2 separate regions of the Mus musculus genome follow, and region 2 is linked to region 1. The links are chromatin loops, found by intact Hi-C in ENCODE. Cell type or tissue: left cerebral cortex. All regions are shown on one strand. Each heading gives the region's core, and the rest is flanking DNA. Links, peaks and the distances in the headings are about the cores only.

Region 1 (11,117 bases), core at 2,461-7,460:
GTTCGGGGGAGATATAAAAACAAGGGAGATATAAACAGGGGAGATATAAACAAGGGAGAGATATAAACAAGGGAGAGATATAAACAAGGGAGATATAAACAGGGGAGATATAAACAGGGGAGATATAAACAAGGGAGATATAAAAACAAGGGAGATATAAAAACAAGGGAGATATAAAAACAAGGGAGATATAAAAACAAGGGAGATATAAAAACAAGGGAGATATAAAAACAAGGGAGATATAAACAAGGGAGATATATGGAGAAAGAAGAAACAGGACTGAATAAATGTGTGCAGAAGGATCCTGTAGCAGCGTCGTTCTTCCTGGCCAGTTTAGCGCGCGCAAGACCGGAACATTGGTCCTCCTTCACAGCCTTGAGAGTCAAGCTGGGCTAAGGTGTAACTCATGTCCTTGGATGTCATGGGAACTCAGGAAGAGATAGGGAAGAGGGGACTGTTATTCAAATTTTACAGCCTTAGGTGTTAGGAAGGGAATAAGGAGGAAGGGGGTGATAACCAGCTCTTAGTACAAGGCCATTTGGCCTGTTAGGGAGATTGTGAAGGGCTCACTTTCTCACGGGATGGTCTCTGACAGCAGGACCAGTCAGGTGCAGGAGCAGCAGTGGTGCTGGGGACACACATTTTCAGGCCTCAGCCATGACCTTTCCACCCCAAAGCTCTAGAGATGAAGCCCAGTACTCAGGATCCTGCAGATGTGCCCAAGCTGTGGTTCATGGTTAGGAAGAAGGAGGTAGATTCCTGAATGTTTTCAGGGCTCAGCAAGAAGGGCTTTGTCTTACTCGGTGTTCCGTCACTGTGAGGAGACACCATGACCAAGGCAACTCTTATAAAGGACAACATTCAAATGGGGATGCCTTACAGGTTCAGTCCATTACAGTCATGGTGGGAAACATGGCGGTATACAGACAGACGTGGAGCCGGAGAGATGGCTGTTCTACATCTGGATTCTCCGGCAGCAGGGAGGAGAAACACTGGGCCTGGCTTGGGCAATTGAAACCCCAAGAGCCCCTCTCCATCAGTGACACACTTCCTCCAATAAGGCCACACCTCCTAATGGAGTGACTCCCTAAGTGTTCAAATATACTAGGGGCAGCCATTCTTATTCAAACCACCATATGCCTTCTGTGCCAGCCACAGCAGCACCCTGGGAAGCTGGCCAACTCCCTGTTGCTCTGTAAGCCTTGGCTACAGCTAGACACACAAAGAGCTCTCCAAACCCCTGGGTGGAATTGTTCAACTGATGTCTCTGGGGATGGGACGGAAGAGACTGTATGGTTTAAAGCTTTCCCATGCTATCATAGTGTAGGGACAAAGGTGAGAATGGTGGTGTCTGTGATGTATGTTTTGGGACCACGGACAGGCCAGGACAGCCAGCTTTCAGCTGCGCTGGAAGGCTTCCCTGGTAAGTAATTAGGTCTCCTGGGCTCCAGTCTGCTGCAGCAGGAAGGTAAGGATGATACTGCTCCTGGTGGAGCATGACAGTTCACCAAGGATCTCTCCTCAGTGACATTCTGTAAAGGTGGATCTTTGGTGTAGGATGCGGAGGCCCAGAGCAGAAATTCCACACCTCAAACCCATCTCTGCCACATCATACAGGACCCTGTTGCTCCACGGCTCTGGTACAGTTTCTGCCTTTGTAGAATGACTCCTGTCTTGGGTACACTTTGTAATGAGCAAATGGTTAATCTGTCAGGTGCTTGCAACAGCACATGGCACTTAGCTCGGATGGCTACATTGTTGCTTGTTGGCTGAGCTTGGCTGATTTTTGTCCTCCACCACACAGCTACGATTCTCTCTCCAAATAAACTGCATGTCCACCAATTCACCTGCTCATGAGTGTCCTGTGCTGCTTTGCTAGTCACTAGCATCATTTGGACTGCTCTTTCACTTCTAGCTGCCATCCACGAGAGTCAGGGTGTGGAGAAAGCTCAGAAGCACCCAGAAAATGCAGATGCTGTCCTGCCATCTCAACCATCTCCCACTCTGAACACATAGAAATGCAAACCCCAAAGCATCAGATACAGGACTTGAGTCAAAATCTAAAACAAAGAGCATCTCAGGTTGCAGAAAGGAAGAGAAATTCAGTGAGCCAAATGGTCTGAGAGACGTGGGAACATTACAAACCAAGAGAGTCGTTGTAAAGATAATGCCAGGAGAATGGAATTACATCATCTCAAAGGGCGCCGTAGTTAGTTTTCCCTGCTATGAATAGACAGCATGACCAAAGCAACTCTTATAAGGACAACATTTAATTGGGGCTGGCTTATAGGTTCAGAGGTTCAGTTCATTATCATCAAGACAGAGAGCATGGCCACATCCAGGCAAGTATGGCAATGAAGGACCTGAGAGTTCTACATCTTGTTTCAAAGGCAAACACCCATGTGACTAGGAGGAGGGTCTCAAAGCCCACTCCCATAGTGACACAATTCCTCCAACAAGACCACGCCTACTTCAACAAGGGTACCCCTTCTAATAGTACCACTCCCTGGGCCAAGCATATTCAATCCACCGCAGAGGGATCTGTGAGGACCAGGCAGAGGGGTTAAGAGCACTGTCTGCTCTTCCAGAGGTTCAGAGTTCAAATCCCAGCAACCGCATGGTGGCTCACAACCATCTGTACTGAAATCTGATGCCCTCTTCTGGTGTGTCTGAAGACAGCTACAGTGTACTTATATATAATAATAAATAAATCTTTAAAAATTTTAAATTTGTTTTTAAAGAAAAGAAAAGTAAATATATTAGACAGCAGATACAGCAGTGTGCAGTATCCAGAGGAAATGAAGATGTACAGGGGTGTCTTGTGTGTCTATAGTTAGTGTAAACTGTGAGGCACAGGAGGAAGTGACATCAGGAGGAAGTGACATCATCACATGGAATACTGGACCTTTGAGATCTTTTCTGGAGACATCTTTCCACTGTCTTCCTGACCTCAGTATCTGATATGTAAAGCCCAGAGCCTCACTGAGACCTGTCATGATCAGGTGGTGATGTCTACACCATATCAACTCACCTCACGGAGAAGCATGGTAATACAACAGTGTGTGTGTGTGTGTGTGTGTGAGTGAGTTTATGTGGTGTGTGTGTGCATCTGTGTGAGTGTAGTGTGTGTGTATCTGTGTGAATGTGTGTATTGTGTAGTATGTGAGTGTATGAGTGTGTATGAGTTGTGTATAAGTGTGTGTGCATCTGTGTGAGTGTAAGTGTGAGTGTATGAGTGTGTGGTGTTTATGTGTATGAGTGTGTATGTGCATCTTTGTGAATGTGTGTGTGTGAGTGTGGGCATGTGTATATCTGTGTATGTGTTTGTGGTGTGTGTGTGTGCCTGCATGTGTCTGTGTGAATGTGTGTATGTGTGTGGTATATGTGTGTGTGCCTGCATGTATCTGTGTGAATATGTGTATGTGGTGTGTATGTGTGTGTGTGTGAGCAATGTGTGGTGTGTGTGTGTCTATGTGAGTGTGTGTATGTGTGTGTGGTGTGTGTGTGAGAGTGTGTATGTGTGTGGTGTATGAGTGTGTGTGCATGAGAGAGAGAGTGCATGTATGTAGGAGTTGTCTATCTTTTTCTAAAACTTGTTTATATCTTTTAAAAATAGAGTGAACAACAACAACAAGAAAAAAAAAACCAAACGAAACAGTCGTATCACAGTCTCAGATTTCTAGAATCTGAACACAATGCCACCACCGTCAACCCCTCACCATGAAATTCAGTTTCATGCACAAAATCATTTCAATATTGCATAAAGCATAAAGCTCACTCCAGGCCCTGTGCATAATTTGCTTATGCCACAGACATGAGTTTTATGTTCCTATCTGGGTCAGGGTATCCCACAGTGTGTGTTCAAAATCCGAAAATTCCCAAGCCTTCCTGAGAAAGGACTCCGCCTGTGATTTCCCCCAGGTGTCGACCACAGCAGCTGTGGGAATGAGTCCCAGGTGGCTTGGGAGCTTTCCTTTTGCAAACTAACGTCTTGTACAGGTCTGTCCCCACTGTCACGAGATGACACCCCCTGGACCTGGAGACCTGGGTGAGCAGGACTGTCTTATCCCACCTGAAGCAGCCGGAGGGGGTGTGGAGGAGGGCAATGCAAGTTCAGATGCATGGCTCCTTTCTGTGAAGACTTCAGTGGGGGTAGGGTGGGGCGTGGATATTCCATGGGACATAGAGTGGAGTCCTGCCCCTTCCCCTTGCTCCCCACCAGACTATCTATGCGTTGCCTGCTGTGGTTGCTACTGAGCTGTGCTTTTCATAACAGAACCGTTAGCATTAACCACAGCGCTGTCAGTGCTCTCCCAAGGGTGACCAGAGCAGCAGGGACTGTGAGCCCTCAAATTAGTAATTGTCTGGGCAGAGGTGTGTGTGGCTTGTGGCCACCTGGGGTTAGTGGTTGCAGGACTGGGTTGTGAACTGTGGGGTCTGTGCCAACTGCAACGAGCTGTCGGATGGATGCTGGCACTGAAGTCAGAGAATGGTGGTGTTTATTCACACAATATGCATACAGTCTCTCAGATAAGAGCTTAGACCCCTTCCCTTCACATCAGGGGTCTATTCCTCTGGTCTACAGCTTTTAATCAGTCTACAACACCCCTAACCCCCATGGCCAAATCCTAAAGCTTATGCTTCAGTCTCTGTTCCCTCAGCTTCTTGGGCCCGCAGTTGCAGGTCTGTAAAGACCCCAGAGATGCTATTTAAAGCCACCCCCTTGTAAACGAGAGAGCGAAAGGATGTGATCGCCTCCAGCTTGCTCAGTTGTGCCTTGGATTTGCCTGCATGCTTTATTTAGAGCATCGGATCCTGTCATGGGCTGGGAATCAAAAGCCTCACGATGGAGCGTGCAGGCTCCATTACGTTTTGTTCCGTGCCATATCTGCTGTGCTGTTAAGTTTTCCTCCGGGGCTGGCTTATACATCGAAGTGAGCATTGTCCCTTGAGAGGATAAACACTCCCTGTGCGGCTCTGCCTTGAGCACCGGGTACAGGCTGAGACATCCCTCCTTGCAACCCATCCTGGGGTCTCTGCTAAAGCTTGGTGCTCTGTTGGTTTTTTTTTGGGGGGGGGTTAATTGTCAGCTTATCTATGTTTTCTTATCCCTTGTAGAATTCATACATGTCTATAATGTAAGATGATTATATCCACCCAGAGACTCAGCTGGCTACATGCAGATCGACGCCTACAGGATTTTAAACAAGTCACAAACTCCTAGTCTGAGAAAGGGTTGCTATCCAGACTGTATGGGGGACTTGAGAAATCAATAATAAATCCAGTTAAAAATGGAAAGACAATATAAATAGTCATGTTTTAAAAAGAAGCCAACAGATTTATGATTTTTTTTTTAAAGTTTAACTTCACTAGAAACATCTGTGAAATGTCCTCTTATCCCAGAGGGATTAGGGTCACCACAGACAGTCAAAACGTTGAAATGCCCTTGTGGAAGTGGCCTCGCCCACCTCTGGTGGGGACAGCTAAACTAATAAAGCCAGTATGGCAGACAGGATGGAGATCCTCCATCAATAGACTCAGCAGCTCCTCTCCTGGGTGACTGGATCTAAAACAACTGGAGGTGAATGTTAGAAATGCCTACATCTGCAATGTGCCCGTACTGCCCCTGGCAGCTAAGATCTACCCAGTGCCCATCATCAGGTGAACAGGTTTAAAAACGTGCATTTGCTTTACCGGCAAGTATTCAACTCCAAATGTTCAGATCATCATCATTGGCAGCAAAATGGATGAAGCTCATGACCAAACAACAACAGGCAAAAGACACCTGATCCCTCAGATGTGAGTGATTTTTAGAAAATGGATTGGGGTGTGTAGCAATGATTCCCAAAGGCTCAAAAAGTGGAGGGTTCTATGTACATGGGCCTGACTGCCTTCATAGTAACCTGTTAGTACATGTGCACACGTGCACACACATGCATGCACACATGCATGCACACGTGCACACACATGCATGCACACACCCCTAGAAGAAGACTCAAAGGCTCCGTCCTGATTTGATCACAATGTACTAAACAACTGTACTGACCTGCCTCATCATGGCCCCATGTTCATGTATGACAGCATGTGATAATCAAAATCCTAAGTTTCAGGAGACAGAAATGTACTGCCCTGACATGGGCATTATATGCTGAATATGCCCACCGATTTAGACACCACACCCCAGAAGGCTGTACAGTTAAAAGAAGTTTGGGGCTGGGATCACAGCTCTACCTGCAAAGCCTGCTGTGTAAGTATGGGAACCTGTGCTTGGGACTGTAGAGGACAGAGGGCTACTGCCAACCCAGTGCTGTAGAGGAGGACATGGGGGAAGCTATGGGTGCTCCTGGGTCAGTGAGAAACTGTCTCAGAGAACAAGGTGAAGTGTGATAGAGGAAGACAACTAACTGACCTTTCTTCTCTGGCCATCATGAGCACATATGTACCCACAGTCACATACACCATACACACACACCACACATACACACATGCAAGCATACCACACATACTACACATGACACACATATGCACAAACACACATGTACATGTACACTCATACACATACTAACATACATCACACACCATGCACAGTCACATACATGCAAATGCATACACACATGCTAACATACACACCACATGGTACCCATTCACACACACACACACATACCACACATATACACACATACAAACACACACACATGCACACATGCTTTCTCTCACACACCAATACAAATAAAAGAAAGAAAAGGAATCCTTAAACCTTAGTTTACTAATGTTCCCAGAGAAGGGAAGCAATGCAATCAAGGTCACACAGAAAAGATTACTTTCCTTGGGCTGAAAGTGGCCAGACCTCTCTGGGGACAGACAGTAGATCATCTGCCCAGAGCGGGGGTGTTTCCACTGAAAATCCATTGTTTTTATGAAACTGCATTTTTAGATTAAAAAACAAAACAAAACAACAACAACAACAAAAAAAACCCCAACAAACGAAAAAAGCCAAAATCTCCCTGGAGTCTGAAGCTTTGAGGAGAGAAAGGCTGTGTACTGCTGCATGCTGGGAAGGTGGGGATGCTTTTGGCTGGTGGAGGGAAGTGTTTTTTATTTTTTCCTTTTCTATTCTCTATTCAGTTTTCCCAAGTGCTTTCTGGCTGAGAGGCAATGCGGAGCGAGTTCTGCTCCCTGGGAGTAGTTAACAGTCTCTGGCAATGTTGTGCTCACAGGAGAAGGCAGAACGCTATAGAACACTGAATTATTCACAGCAAACAGGTTCCATTTGCTGGCAATGTAAGCAGAATTGTGAAGAAAGACTCATTAGACTGAGTGGTTGAGTAAGGAGGCCCTGGGTCTGATCTGTTCACACTGCTCAGCATCTGCCTCCCAGAAGTGCCCAGGTTGCCTCCATTTTTGAGGTTGGGAGGAGGGGGAGAAGTTCATTGCTGCCCATGGAGAAAATACTGGTCTAGGAGGGCTGCCCTGAGCTCTGTCCCATCTATGCAATGAGGATTTGGACACCAAAGCTCATCCCATCCAAGTCCTTGAGGAAGACAGACCACGCTGGTTACTTTGGGGTAAGGGTTCTTACTATAAAGGTGGTTTCTTTGTACTGTTTTCCTGGTTTGTGCATGTTGTGTATGTGCACGTGAGCATGTGTATATGCATGTACATATGTGCATGTGTGTGTGTGCAAGTGTGCATGTGTGCACATTTATATGTGTGTGTGCATGAGTGTGCATGGATGTGTGCGTGTGTGTGAATGTGTGTGTGCATGTCTGTAAATGAGCATGCATGTGTGTTCACATGTGTGTGAATGAGCATGCATGTGTGTGCATATGTGCCTGCGTGGGTGTGCATGAGCATGTGTGAGAGAGAGGTGCATATATATGTGCAGGGCAAAGGAGGATGTCACATGTTCTGCTCCACCACTCTCTACTGTATGAGACAGCATCTCTCACAGAACTTGGAGCTAGACTGGCAGTCACCAACCTGCTGACCTACCTGTCTTTGCTCCAAGACTTGGCATTGAGGTTGCAGGTGTGTCCACAGCAGTGCCTGGCTTTTTGAAGGGGGTTTGGACTGGGGTTCTCGTGGCTGAACAGCAAGTGCTCTTACCTTTCTGAGCCATCACCCCAACTCCCCAAGGATGCTTTCGAGGAGCAGACACCTTATTAAACAACTCCAGCTAAAGAATACTGAGAAAGGGAGGGGGATGGGCCTTGATATTGGTGGAAACCACTGGAATTTGTAAGCTAGAAGTCACCACAACATTCCATGTCTGTCTGAAACTGTGACAGAAGGAACCCATGGACTGGCAGAAGAGGATAACAGGAGCTAAAATACCCCAGTGGTGGCCAGAAGCCACACCATGTATGCTTAAGTACAGTCCCTGACCTTCACGACAGGGCAGTCCAGAGGAAGACCAGGGTAGGATGCGGGTCACTGTCCGTGGTGCTGAACACTCATTGTAGCCTTATAACCTGCTCATACACTCAAGATGGCCCAGAGGCATGCAAGTCAGACCAGGAAAAGGGTGTGGGGGTGAATAAAAAAGGAGAAAGAAAAGAGGGGAGGAAAATACAGGTCAGTGGTGGCATGCAGAACCACTGTCTACAAAGTTGATCAGCAGCAGCCCTGCAGCCCACTAGTCCTCAGACTACCCCAACCACTCCTGGTCGAATGCCCTGGGCCAGTCACCAGTTTGCTTTTCACATTCCCAGGACGAATGTATCAACAATTCCACATCCTTCTGAGAACTAGGGAAAGCATTACCCAGTCCTGGGTGCACAAGAACTGTTTGGGAAAGCACCTCTCATGTCAGATTCCATCTTCTTTCTTGTGGCCGTCACCCTCCTCTCTTGATTGTGCTGCGTCAGCCCTTCAGACAGGGAAAGTTAACTCTTGCTGCCCTCTGGTCACTCCTCCTCCATCAGGTCCTCAACTGCTGCCCACTCTTGTTCTACCATGTGAGTCCTTGATCTCTAGTTCAGGCCAGCAGTGGGGTTCTTTACCAACACAGTCATCCTGCAGACCCAGGTTTCCCATACGCTTCGATGTCAGCAGGCAGCCTGCTCCTCGTGTCATCCTATCCACAGGCAGAATGTCGCCACTTCCTGGAGACCTGTCAACCAACAAGAAGAAAGCAAGATTTGATAGCCAGTGACTAGCATCCCTTATCAGACCCCAAGGCACTATCAGTAGCCTGTGGTCATGCTCCCAATAGGGTCTGAGGAGGGTGGAGCTCATGTATACATGGCCTTTCTGGATACAGACCTGGATGCTAAAATGCCCAGGGTGAAAGCCCCCCTCTTCTGCATCAGATAGCACCATACTAAACACTGGAGCGTGTCCTCCCACCGTTTGTCCCCTCCTTTTGTAGGGGAGTCACTTCACACTGTCTTATACCCTTCCCCCTTCCCATGCCATTGGTGATTGATTGGGCCAGGCATGTAGCTGAGCACTGATGGACCAATCAGATTGTCTTTTCCAGAATGGATGAGTTGAGACAGATGCTAGGGGTTGACGATGAAGATGGAGCCAAGCAGCTGAGCTGCTATGGAGAAATGTGTGTCTTCCTTGAGACAGCTAGGAGAGAGAGACACACAGAGAGACAGAGACACAGAGACAGACAGAGACAGAGAGACACAGAGACAGACAGAGACAGAGATACAGACACACACACAGAGACAGAGACAGAGACAGAGATAGACAGAGAGAAAGAGAGAGAGAAAGCATGCAATGTAGGAAAGACAGAAATAGAGGACATTTCATAAGCCTTGGAATCGAGACTCTATCCCAGCCTTATACCATATACTTCTGTCTTAGTTGGGTTTTTACTGATGTGAACAGACACCATGACCAAGGCAAGTCTTATAAAAAACATTTAACTGGGGTTGGCTTACAAGTCCAGACATTTAGTCCATTATCATCAAGGTGCAAGCATGGCAGTATCCAGGCAGGCATGGCACAGGCAGAGCTGAGAGTTCTACATCATCATCCAAAGGCTGCTAGTGGAAGACTGACTTCCCAGGCAACTGGGATGAGAGTCTTAAGCCCACACCCACAGTGACACACCTATTCCAACCAGGTCACACCTATTCTATCAAGGCCACACCTCCAGATGGTACCACTCCCTGGTCCAAGAATATACAAACCATCACATCTGCCTTTCTGGAAACTTCCCTCACAAGATCCTCAATTTTTCTGGGGTTTGCAGACCGATCCAGGTAAAATTGCTCCTCCTAGACCCAAACCCACAAGAACCCCAGTCTGTTTGCTCAGTAAGATTCTGTGAACCCTCCCCCTGGCACCTGTGTGTGTGAGGTGTACCAGATATCCCAGCCCTTTACATCTATGAGTGAGGTCTACCAGATGTCCCAAAGACAATGGTTGTCTTGCTTCCCAGGTGTTTTCCTTTAGCCAGCTCCATACTTCTTTAGCCACACTGGAGGCAGTTGGTCCACAGAACAAGACAGACCATGTAGGCTGGCTTATACAGTTCCCACAGATAGAATATTGGTTGTAAACTCTCACCAGCAACCACACGCCTTACTAAACAGCTCCTACTAACCTGACTTCCTACCTCCTTTCCTTATTGGCCTCTGTAAAGAGTGGACATTCCCCTTAGAGTTTCTGCTGACTATCTCAGTCTGTCTGAAAGGCTTGTTCTCTACAGTCCCGGCCACCCAACTCACTCTTCAGCAGAAGAGCAGTTTCATCAAGCCCCACCCACCCCAAGCCTGCAAGGCCTCACCCTGAATGGGACAATCATGCTATGTCTCCCTCACAGGGATGTTTGTTGTCTAAAAACCACACTCCATCTTGCATGTGTTTATTCACTCATCAAACATGGAGAGCCAGCAGCTGTTTCAGGCATGAAAGGTAAATCAGTGGGCAGACGTAGCCCAGCTGCTGCTGTCTTCGACCTGGCAGAGAAAGATGGACAGAACATATTTGTAAATAAACATGTCACTGGTGATAAAGTGTTACAAGAGAGCCAGGCAGAATAAGATGTCAGGAAGGTCCTGGGGTTGTAGTGCATGCTAGTTTACATAGGATGCTTGGGGGAGACCTCTCTGATAGGATAACATTTGAGCAAAGACTTGAGAGGAGATGAGGGAAAGAGC
Region 2 (11,117 bases), core at 3,622-8,621, 51 kb before region 1:
ACAGAGATGAGGTCTTGCTGTGCAGCCCTGCCTAGCTTCAAACTCAAGGTAATCCTCCTGCTGAGCCTCCCAAGCTGGGATTCCCTGTGTGGGCTGAGTTCTTTGTTTTACCTAACAGCCTGTCTTACTTCCTAACTTTCCCATAAGCCCTTAAATTTCCCAGTCCTGGAGAACTTCCGGACCAGCAGGCAGCGTGCGGGACACGGGGCAGACGATCTGTGTGAGGACTCTGGTCCTGACAGGGCGGCAGCACTAGGTCAGGCAGAGGCATGGAGGAGGGGCTCACCTTAAGATGTTTCAACTGCTTAGTCAGCACGACTGTCATTCTAGACTGACTCCTGGCTTTGAAATGTCTTAGGATACATTGTCTCTCTTTTGGGAATCTGAGCCTCTAGAGAGCTCTTATTATGAAGTGGGTGTCTTTGCCTTTTCCTCTTAGGCAGCACACAAAACGCTTAAGTACTGCCTGTGGCTAAGCCTGTTTAAATAAAGCCTTATTTACAGCCTGGTGGGTCTGGATCCTGGCTTGCTGACCTCTGTTGTGGAGGAAATCAGAGATGGAAGGACAGGACCAATGATCCTTCCTATCCAGGGTTGTACTTCTTTAACGGAGTTATGGGAATTCTGAGAATCTTTGCTAAGAAGGGTCTGGAGCAGGTGTGGGAGGGGCTGGACACATGCACACCGAAACCTGGGCTGTGTATGAGTGTGTGTGAGTGTGTGTGAGTGTTTGTGAGAGTGTGTGTGTGTGTTGTGTGCATGTGTGAGAGTGAGTGTGTATGTGTGTGTTTGTGAGAGTGTGTGTGTGAGTGAGTGAGTGTGTGTGTGTGTGTGTGTGTGTGTGTGTGTGAGAGAGAGAGAGAGAGAGGGAGAGAGAGAGAGAGAGCACATATTCAGCATTGCAGTGTGACTTTGAGCAGGGTCCCCCATGGAAGCTCCAGCCTCTGGTGCCATGGCTATGACAGCAGCTGCATCTTACAGGCTCACCAGGAAAACAAAGCAACATCAAGTGCTAAACCAGCTTTGGCGTGCTTGCAGCTCTGCAGAGTGCCCGGCAGTGGGAAGGGAAACTCGAAATGAAAATCCTTGGCCATCTATTAGCCCGTAGTGTGAAGAGAGTCTTTGTAAGGCATCTAACTTTTGGGCAAGGCTGGGATAAGCTTCAGGGGCCAATCACAGTGGAGGTTTTTAATCCAGCAGGGCAAATGAATCTCCGAGTTATGACCTCAACACCCCCATATCACCAAGAATATGTGTGTGTGTGGGGGGGGGGGGGGACAGAAGACAGCACCCAGAGCTTCAGGCTTCAGCTGTGGGCAGGGCTGGGTGATTTTCTCCCTCTACTGTAGTGGGAGCTGCTGGGGGAATCTCCATGGTGGGGATGGTTATGACAATCCCGAGCAGCGAGAGGGTTAAGCAGGGCTGCGGGTGAGGCCGGCTTGGGTTCACCCTGGACAGCAGGTGGATTAACAGTGGAAGGCTGATGGCCACTGATCTGCCAGAAGCCTCTCTGAGAATCAGGATTTTCCCAGGCTCGGATGATCTCTTTAAAAGATTAATGAGGCTTTTTGTTCTTCTTTGTATTTATTTGGGACCAGTAGAGTTTCAGGGAGAGTTGCTTCTTGTGGCCAAATCCTCTGTGTGTGTGTGTGTGTGTGTGTGTGTGTGTGTATTTTAATTTGTAGAGTTCAGGCTAATTAATAGCGCCAATATTGTTCAGTCATCAGTGACCCAAAGCTACCCTAGGTTCTGTTAACGTGGGTGGCCAGTGTAAGAGGCAAACTCTCAGCTTTAGCCCCTCCCTCTCCATCCCTCCTCCTGAACATCACTAGGACTCTGATGTGCCAGGCACTAAAGACCCAGAGGTGAATGAGCCCATAGAAGGCTGTGGTCAGGTGGGCAAGATGATGCGTTAGTGGGAGTTAGAAGTCAACATGGAAGGGTTAGAAGAAAGGTGTGTCTTGGCCGAGGTCACTGTTGCTGCGATGAAACACCGTGACCAGAGCAACTTGGGGAGGAAAGGGTTTATTTCACTTCCACTTCCACAGCACTGTTTATCACTGAAGGCAGTCAGGGCAGGAACTCAAGCAGGGCAGGGACTTGGAGGCAGGAGCTGATGCAGAGGCCATGGAGGGTGCTGCTTACTGGCTTGCTCCCAATGGCTTGCCACAGCCTGCTTTCTTATAGAACCCAGGACCACCAGCCCAGGGATGGCTCCACCCACAGTGGGCTGGGCCCTCCCCCGTCAATTACTAATTGGGAAAATACTCTAGGGCTGGTGAGATGGCTCAGTGGTTAAAAGCACTGACTGCTCTTCCAGAGGTCCTGAAATCAATTCCCAGCACCTACATGGTGGTTCACAACCATCTGCCATGGGATCTGAAGCCCTCTTCTGGTGGATTTTCATGTTTTATCTATATGTAATCATAGAAAATAAATAAATAAATAAATAAATAATTTTTTTTAAAGAAGAAAAGAAAATATACTACAGGTGTAGTACAGCTTGATCATATGGAGACATTTTCTCAGTTGAGGCTTCCTCCTCTCTGGTGACCCCAGCCTGAGTCAAGTTGACAGAAAACTAACCAGTATATTGGGGCAGGAGCACTCAGGGCAGGCACAAAGCAAGTTCCAATTGTCAACAGCTGTACCGTGGAGGAAAGGAGACAGGATGACGCTTCGGAGGAACACGTATGCCACTGCCACACCTTTGTGGCATGCCTTCCATCTGACCTAGACAGGATGAATTGGAAAATTAATTGATACCTTTACATACAAGGCCAAGATTCTAACAACTACTTAATGTCCAGGAGCAGGGGCTGGGTTTGCAAGTGAGTGGCTTGGTGCCATATTCCACAGCCACGAGAGGAGCAGGATGGAGGTTAAGCAGCGCCTATCTGTAGAAGGTCGGAAGCTACACGTCACCAAACACAGAGGAGGAGGTCACTAAAGGCTCACTGTGGTCTGGGCAAGCTGTGTAGCCAGGCATGGGGTATGTGAGCTATGCCTGGCTCTCAGCTCCCAGCTATGTTGTGTGGTAGAGGGAACATGAGACACTCAGGGGAAGAACCCAGGCAAACACAGCACACAGTGCCTGAGAGAACAGTACTGCCAGACGGAGAGGGGCTGGCTGAGGGAGGCAGGGAAGAGCGTAGAGGGCACAGGGAGGAGGGAAACTGTGGCTCTGCCTTGGCTTAGATCTCAGGCATGTATTCGTGCTGGCCTCCAGCTAGAACCCCGTAGACTTTACCCCGTATTCCTGTAAAACATTGTCTTTGGTGGCCCGGATGTGAGAGCCTCCAGAAGCCACAGCCTTAGGATCGCCTGGCACAGCCTTGGCCTCAGGCCAGCAGACTAGTGACAAGAGGAATCTGGAGCTGGTTGGTGCTGGAACTGGTTGGTGCTGACCTTGCTACCAGTCTGTAAGGTTGTTGTATCCTAGAGAGATCTTCTTCTGTAGATTTCCACCCAGGATGAAAGGGAAGTCATAGCACAGGAGTTTTTCTTATTGCAAAAAGCTACATATATATGTGTGTGTGTGCATATGATATATATATATATATGATATATGGAAGTATATATACAACATATATATATACACACACATATATATATGTACATACATACATAAACACATAGATATGCACCTAGATGGTTATGCACATATACACACATATATGCACACATATACATACCGACATACATATATGCTCACATACACATAAACACATATATATACACACTGATGCTTATATACATATACATATAAGCATTTGTACACATATAGGTATACAGTTATAAACATATATATGCTAATGCACATATATACATACATATACACAAACATATACACAGATGCTCATACACACATACATATATGTACACATATACACATATACATATTCATATATGCACATATATGCATAAATGCTTATATACACATGCACACATGCATATATACACACATATACACACAGATCCTTATACACAGCTACATATATATGTATATATATATATATATACATACACATACATACATACATGTAGACATAAGCACCCATGTACATATGCACACATAAACACATGGTACAGCAAAGGTGTTCAACCAGTTGACTCTAACATAAAATGTGTTATCTATTTTGGTATAGCAAGAGGGAGCCAGCCCCTGCCCCCTTTTGTAGTGCTGGTGATGGAACCCATGGCCTGGTGCATGCTGGGTAAGCACTCCATCCCCCGAGCCATACCCTCAGCCCAAACAAGAGGGCTTTACATGTTCTTATCACAAGGCAAAGCCGGGTGTGGTTTTACTGAGGGCTTAGCGGTTGCCAGCCTTCCCAGGGATTGGGTTTTCTGGTGTCCCCACCATCTCCAGTTCCTTAGTTGCTGCCTCTTTTCCCTCTCTGCCAGCCTTCTCCAGTCCTGGGCCACTCTCCCTCCAGCCCTCATCCAAGATCCCTTGATACAGAGGCTTAGAAAGGGTTAAATTTTCTTACTGTCCTTATAGCTAGGAGTGATTTGTGCTGTTTTACTTTCAAAATCCCCGTCGTCGTCGTCGTTTCTGCCTCTGTAAACATGTCTCTCCTGGACCTTAGTCACAGGCTGAAATTCAATCCCCCGACCAACCAAAAACCAGAAAAGGATTTTTTTTTTAAAAGGTGCACTACAGCCTATAAATATTATAAATACTGTAGGTCAGGGCCAGTCTCTCCAGAGGACTTGATTCCTGGGTCTACGAGCTGGACCTGTCGCCAATAGATGGTTTTCCAACTCTTCAGACACATGCACCATTTCTCAAAGGTCTGAGTCCTGTGTCACCCCCAGCCTGTATGACCAGCCTCAGCCACAGGCAGTCCAGCGGGGAGCTTAGCCTGCTGCCTGGTCAGTTTCCTCCCCCAGGTGCCTGTACACTCTTTCCTTCTTGCATATTTGGAATGTGGTTAGTAACTGACCAGCTCTAAATTCAGACTTCATCTTTGCATGCTGGGTAAGCTCAGACAAACAGCAGCATCTCTCTGGACCTGCTTCACCACCCACAAGATGGAGGTAATGAGATCACATGGCCACAGAGATTGCTGAGGGTGACAGAAGGCACACAAGGTGTTGGTCCATAGAAGGATTCTCTCCTATCCCAAACAGGCAGGCAAGGATAGGGTAGTTTATCAGGGCGCCCATCTGCCTTCAGTCCAGTAGCACACAGTCTACTTCAAACAATGCAGTAAGTCCTTAACTCCTCCCTTATCAATCCTTCATAACACCCCTTTTGTGGCCAAACACATCCTGGAACATATCTGGGAACTGTGTCTAGGCTCTGAATGGCAGAGCAACCTCTCCAGCCCCTTTACTCTCTTCTTAAATAAAACAACGGAGGTTCTTTGACATTTTTTTTTCCAGTTCTTTGATTTAAAACACTAAGAACCCGGGCACACAGTCTAGGCAGGACCACCAGCAACACCAAGATGTCACATTTGGGTCCCTGAGATCTTCTGGAGCATGGTGGTGCTATGTTGAGAGCTAGCATGTGGCCTGGGAGAAGAATCCTCAACCTGAATGTAGGAATGTCACCGTAGCTGATGGACAGAGGAGCCCACCATCTGGACACCTTTGTCTGGCTTCCAGGACTGGAGGTCACTCCAGTGTGACCATTGTCTCCAGTTAAAGATGTAGGTTTTTAAAAAGTCCACTTTTGTATGGATACGGGCTGAAGTGCCCGGAGGAAACCCATCTCTCACGGATGCCTGTAGGCTCTCACCATCGTCCTACTCCCTCAGGCAGGTCAGACAGATCAAGCCCTCAGAAAGCCAGAAGCCCAGGAGAGCTGCCAGCCACGGGCAGCAGGAAAGAGCAGTTTGGAGCCCAGAGCGTTGGTTTCCAGCGGAGCGCGCGGAGCCCACAAGGAATCCTGGGGACCTGAGCTGGAAGGAATACCCCGAAGGCAAAAGCGTGGGGTGAGAATAAACCAAGATTCATCCCTCAAGCCTGTGCTTCAGTTTTCAAACCAAAACCCCCACCCCAGGCATCTTTCTGACGACAAAGGCATTTTCTGCTCATTTAAATAGCCGCACAACTCTCTGCGGGCTGCCGTGGTTTGCGACACCGTCTCCTTGGTTACGCATTTGGGTTATTTTCAAGTTCTCACCTTTATAAAGTGACCTTGGGATGGGTATTATGTGTGCGTAATATCTGATTAACTTTTATCTCAGAATAAATTCCCGGAAGGGAAATTGAGCAGAGCCTGTGCAAAGGTTTTTAACGTGGGCCGCGAAGCCCCCCCTCGTTGGACCAGTGCAGGAACTACCTTGAGAGCAGCAGCCAAGCCAAGGCTGTCCAGTTAACCTCCTGCTGTTGCTCTGAGAGGTCTGATCCTTTGTAGCGGGTCCTGCGGGATGGTTGTGGAGTCTCCTCACAGCAATAGAAAGGTGACAGAGACAGAGGCCTTGTGGGAATGGTGTGGTGTGTCTTTAAAGGAGCGGACTTGCGGCTGCAATGCCTCGCGAACCTCACCGCCGATCAGATGGAGACTGATGAGCATAACTGCTCCCAGAGAGAAGCTCACGGGAGTCCGATGTCACAGTAAATGCCCTGAGAAGGTGGGACCTCGAGGGACTGCTCAGAGCACGAAATCATAGCGTCACGTGCTCCTCGGGCTCACAGCATTTTGACTGTGGTTAGAGTGCAAACTGTAACTGAAAGGGATAACACAGAAAGCCATTCGCAGCCTGGGTTAAAGCCAGGGCACATCTGTGTCCAAATTCTATCCCCAGTACCCTTGGGTTTCCTTTTAATAATTAAAAAAAAAATAGTGCCAGCAATTCATGTTCATTCTAGAAATGTATAAAATGTGGAAAGGATATATATGGAAAGTATATATATAAATGTGGATATATATATATATATATATATATATATAAAAGAAACTGTGACAACTCTCCGAAATTCCACAAGCTATTCTTCCTTCCTGTTCCCACATTAAGGGAAGGCAGGCTTGGCAGTTTTGCTTCTGGGATCTGGGGATCCCTTAGTCTCTACCCAATTCCCCAAGGATGGCTTTGCTTTGTCCCCTTGGCTAAGATCGGGGAGTGCAACGTACAATGTGAAAATTGCCAGTCAGAGTGTTGTTGCCACAACTGTTCCACAGAAGAGTGAACATCCAATCTTAGGCAGTAAAAGCTGGACACACCCATTTCCAGTGTAGGAGGGTCAGCCTAGGCTACACAGAAAACTCCAGGTTAGCCTGGTCTCATGGTAAGACCCTGTCTCAAAATGAGTGGATGGATGGATGGATGGATGAATGGATGGATGGACAGCCCTGCTCAGTCTTCCACTGGGATGGTTGGGAAAACATCTTGCTTTCTGCCCTAAGCTGCAGATATTAGGAGTAGACAGAGGTCATCCTTGCCCCAGACTGTGGAAAAATGGTATCTGAGGCAGACACACCCATAGTTTAAGGGAAAGCTGAAGTTTGTGGAGAAACAGATTTCCGACAATATCGGAACACCTGGATCCATCCATAGCCAAAGCCAGCTTCCTAGACTTGTCGGTTACAAAGCTGAACAAACATAATGGATAGTATTGATAAAATGACAATTTCATTTGCTTTAACATAACACGCAGGAATCACAAAATCCCCCTCTTTGCTTGAGCTTGAATATCGGGCTTGCAGTTGGAAGAACTCGACAGTTTGCTCTAGGTCCCCTCCCCGATGTGGCTGCTCAGGTTAGAACGAGCATGCCATAGCCTGTGTCTTCCTGTGGTGGTTTAGAATGTAAAAGGCCTCTGAAGGCTGGTGTGTTCAAAGGTTTGGTACCCAGATGATGTCGCTACTGGGAACAGTTTGATCACTAGGCAACCGGACCAGTAGAAGGCAGTGAGGTCATCAGGCCTGTGCCCTCAAAGGGAATACAGGGACCCTGCTCCCCTTTTTGTAAACCCTGATACATCAGCTCTGCTAAGGGTGGGACTCTAAAATGCAGGGGCAAAAGCAACAGCAATCAATCAAACAGGTGGCCAATCAATCAAACAGGTAGCCAATCAATCAACCATGCCACCAGGAAAGTGGGCTCTGTGATTACCAGGCACGGAGACACTTAGTGTTGGCTGTTACCGTGGTAACTGCCATCAATATTCATAAACACACTAGGAAAAAATCGGCGTGTACTGGCAGGGAGAAGCTGATAGGTTTCCAGTCATGGTCTTCTTAATTTCCTGTGACACGCCACGTGCTCGGTCCTTAAACCCATAGTAGAAATGAGAAAGCAGGGACTCATTGCTGATGATAGAGAAATGGAGGGCAGATCTGGGATTCTTCCTGATGTTGTCTTTTGGTGAGCTAAACCCCTGTACCCCCCATATTGTATCCTAAGGACAGCAAGGCTCTGAGTAGACAGAGTGCTTCTGTGCTGGGGACAGCAGGTCACCACACTGTTGAACCTCTAGCTTTTCAGAAAGGACCCCAGAAGAAGGCTTGACACAGGGATCACTCAGTCTAGCCAGAGCAGAAGCCACTGGTTAACTGGCATGACTTCAGCGTGTGGCTGGGGAGGTAACCTGGACCACCCTGGGGCAGCTACTGTGGAGGACCAAGTTGACACATTCTGTGGTCATTCGCTCTGGGAACAATCTCTCTGGCCCCAGCACCAGGACATGTGCGGGGATGCACACTGTCATGCTATCTGCACCACAACAGGCTGAGGCCCTCTAGGTGTCTGTCCCCACACACAAAGATGCTTAAAACTCTGGAGAGACATGACAGGGAGAACACTGTCCAGGCCAAGTCACAGTATAGGATAGAGGGGCCAGGTGAGGTCCACAGCCCAGCTTGGGAAGTAAAAAAGGCACACAAGATGTTTTCCAAGGGCAGACATGAATACAGGCACCATGGAGCCCAGCTGCCTGGGCTGCTTGACGGGGGTGAGGGTGGGGAGCAAGCTGGAGTATCAACAGGGATGCCTGAATGAGCTAAGGAAGGAACAACATGGAGGGATACCTGTAGTTACAATCTGAAGAAGCCACAGGTAAGAAGCAAGGGTACCCCAGACTTTAGCACCCCAGACCCCAAATCTAAGCACACCCCAGGCCAAACCACGCTAAGCGTGAGAACAAAAAGGCCCTAGAGGAAGAATTGGGAGGTGGAGTCACTCCCACTGACGGGCACCATCCAGGGCTTCTACATCTCTCCTCTCTGTCTCTCCAGCATCATGCTGACTCGGGCAGGAAAGGACAGTGTCTGTCCTGGAGAAGTGAAGAATGGTCACCTAACTTGGGTTATCCCAACCCCTAAACTGTTTACTGGTCACCTAACTTGGGTTATCCCAACCCCTAAACTGTTTACTTCTGAGTGCATCAAACCCTGCAGTCTGCTCCTGGAACAGGGTGGCAGTGTGTAACTTTTGCACCCAGAAGGCAGAATGGAAGGATCCGGGCAGGTGTGAGCAGGGAGTGTAGGGAGCAGCACTGGGTGCTGCTGAGACTGGACTGTCAGTTCATCGGGCTAAGTCTGCAGATACTCAATCCAGCCGGCCCACGGGATGGCTCTTTGCACAGTCAGCCATGAGCCTCATGTGGCGAGGTGGAGGCTTTGCCTTCTGTGTTACCTGCTCTTCTAGAAGAGTGTGGACCACTTTGACACTCAAAGGGAATAATAGCAGGCTGAAGTGGAAACTTTTGGTTTCTTTGGAAAGTTAGTTATGTCAAATGACATACAGGTGGCAGGATGTCTTGCTAAAGCAGACACGTGAAAGAATGTTTTCCTGAAGCAGACATGGTTGAAAAGATGTTTTGATATAGCAAACACATGAAAGGACACATGATGAAGGAGTATAAATACGGCCCCACAGACAGTGGGAGACGAGCACTGAGCATTGGTTCGGTTTGTTCCGCCTTGCTATTCTTCGCTAACTACGTGCATCTATTGGTTCGCCTTACATAGTGTTGCTGAGCTCAGCTTGTGGTAATGCTGCCATTAAGAGAAACTCACCCAGGGTACCTCCTGAGGTACTCCTGAGGTACCCGAGGCAGCTTGCTGCTTCCGCTGCCTTGCCTCAGGCTGGTTGGTGAGCCTGGTGGTTTTTTCAGGATTGAACTACAGCTGCTTGGTGTCTGTTTGCTGAAAGCACTGGACGGTAGCTGCTGGTTCTTGCCTGGTGTCTGCCTGCCTTGAGGACCAGTCTGCAGCTGCTGAGTTGTGTTTGGTGTTTGCTATGGGACTGAACTGCTGCCAAAGAAGATGGAGCTCACCCCCAAAGAACTATTGCTGAACAGGGCCACTTCCCCCATCTCCTAATAACTTTTCTATTTTACTACCTCTGCTGGGAGGTGGGTTAGAGGAGGGGTTGAATCCTTATAAAAAGTAGATTGCAAAAATCTTATGCCTACAGCAGGCCTTTTCTCTTCAGGAGAAAAATGTTTGTGGAAGAACAAGTCAGGGCTTCTGAGGCCAGCGGCTGGGGAACTTGCCTCCTGGGGCAATGATGGTGTAGCCGTTAGTGCCCACTCAAAATGCTGCGTATGGAAGAGGACTCTAGAGGGATAGGAGAGGATGTGTGTGTATATGTGTGTGTGCAGAACCCTGAGTAAGATATGACCTTTGCATAGACTGTTTGCACACCTTGAAATGGACTGGTCACAGCAGGATCCAAGGAGGGCTGCCTGGAAGGACAGAGCCAGTCCATAATGACACTGTTGTCGTCAGCTGTACCGGTGGCTCCTCGGGCACAGAAAGCAATTCTTTTCTCCGAAGGAGCCAGAGCTGGCCAGCAGGTTCCTTGTCCTCCAGCTGCCCCAGGCTGGCACGGGGCCAGCTGCCCCTTAATTCCTAGATAAAAGAAGGCAGAAAGGGCCATCTGGCCAGTTCATCAGCATGCATGCTATCTGTGCAGGTGACAAAGCAAAAGGCATGGCGTCCAGGTTGTGGCACCAAACTGGGGGATGGAGATGAAGGATGGAGTGGTCCTCAGAGTCTCAACAGGGAGGATGTGGGGCCAGCTTCTTGGGAGACAGACTCCCAAACCCAGAGTCTCTGAGGGACACCACATAGCAAGGTCAGCCCTTTCAGAATCCCCTTCTGTTCTTCCATCTTGGAGATCATGCAGAGAGGGAGACGCACATCTTGCTTTTGTCTG

Evidence for each region. Hi-C counts contacts between places; a loop is a spot of excess contacts. Peaks named below come from ENCODE experiments on the same cell type or tissue, not always from the same donor. Only the 100,000 strongest peaks of a DNase experiment are listed, where the experiment ranks them.
Region 2: a loop joins it to region 1, with 1.8 times the contacts of the local background. A loop is called at or near these places in 3 of 42 quality-filtered maps.

Annotation. Positions count from the first base shown.
Region 1 is chr5:113,404,868-113,415,984 of GRCm38, reverse strand. No RefSeq gene overlaps it. Among named protein-coding and RNA genes, the nearest start is that of Aym1, 53 kb to the right of the region's middle. In left cerebral cortex, for the core only: no CTCF peak of the experiment used is centred there; DNase peaks (open chromatin) are centred at 4,804, 5,186 and 7,184.
Region 2 is chr5:113,457,132-113,468,248 of GRCm38, reverse strand. Gm30812 (a long non-coding RNA gene) reads right to left here and starts at 3,537. Exons shown (of 3, transcript XR_389557.3): 1 at 2,587-3,537. In left cerebral cortex, for the core only: no CTCF peak of the experiment used is centred there; DNase peaks (open chromatin) are centred at 6,041 and 6,422; H3K4me3 peaks cover 843 bases; H3K27ac peaks cover 665 bases.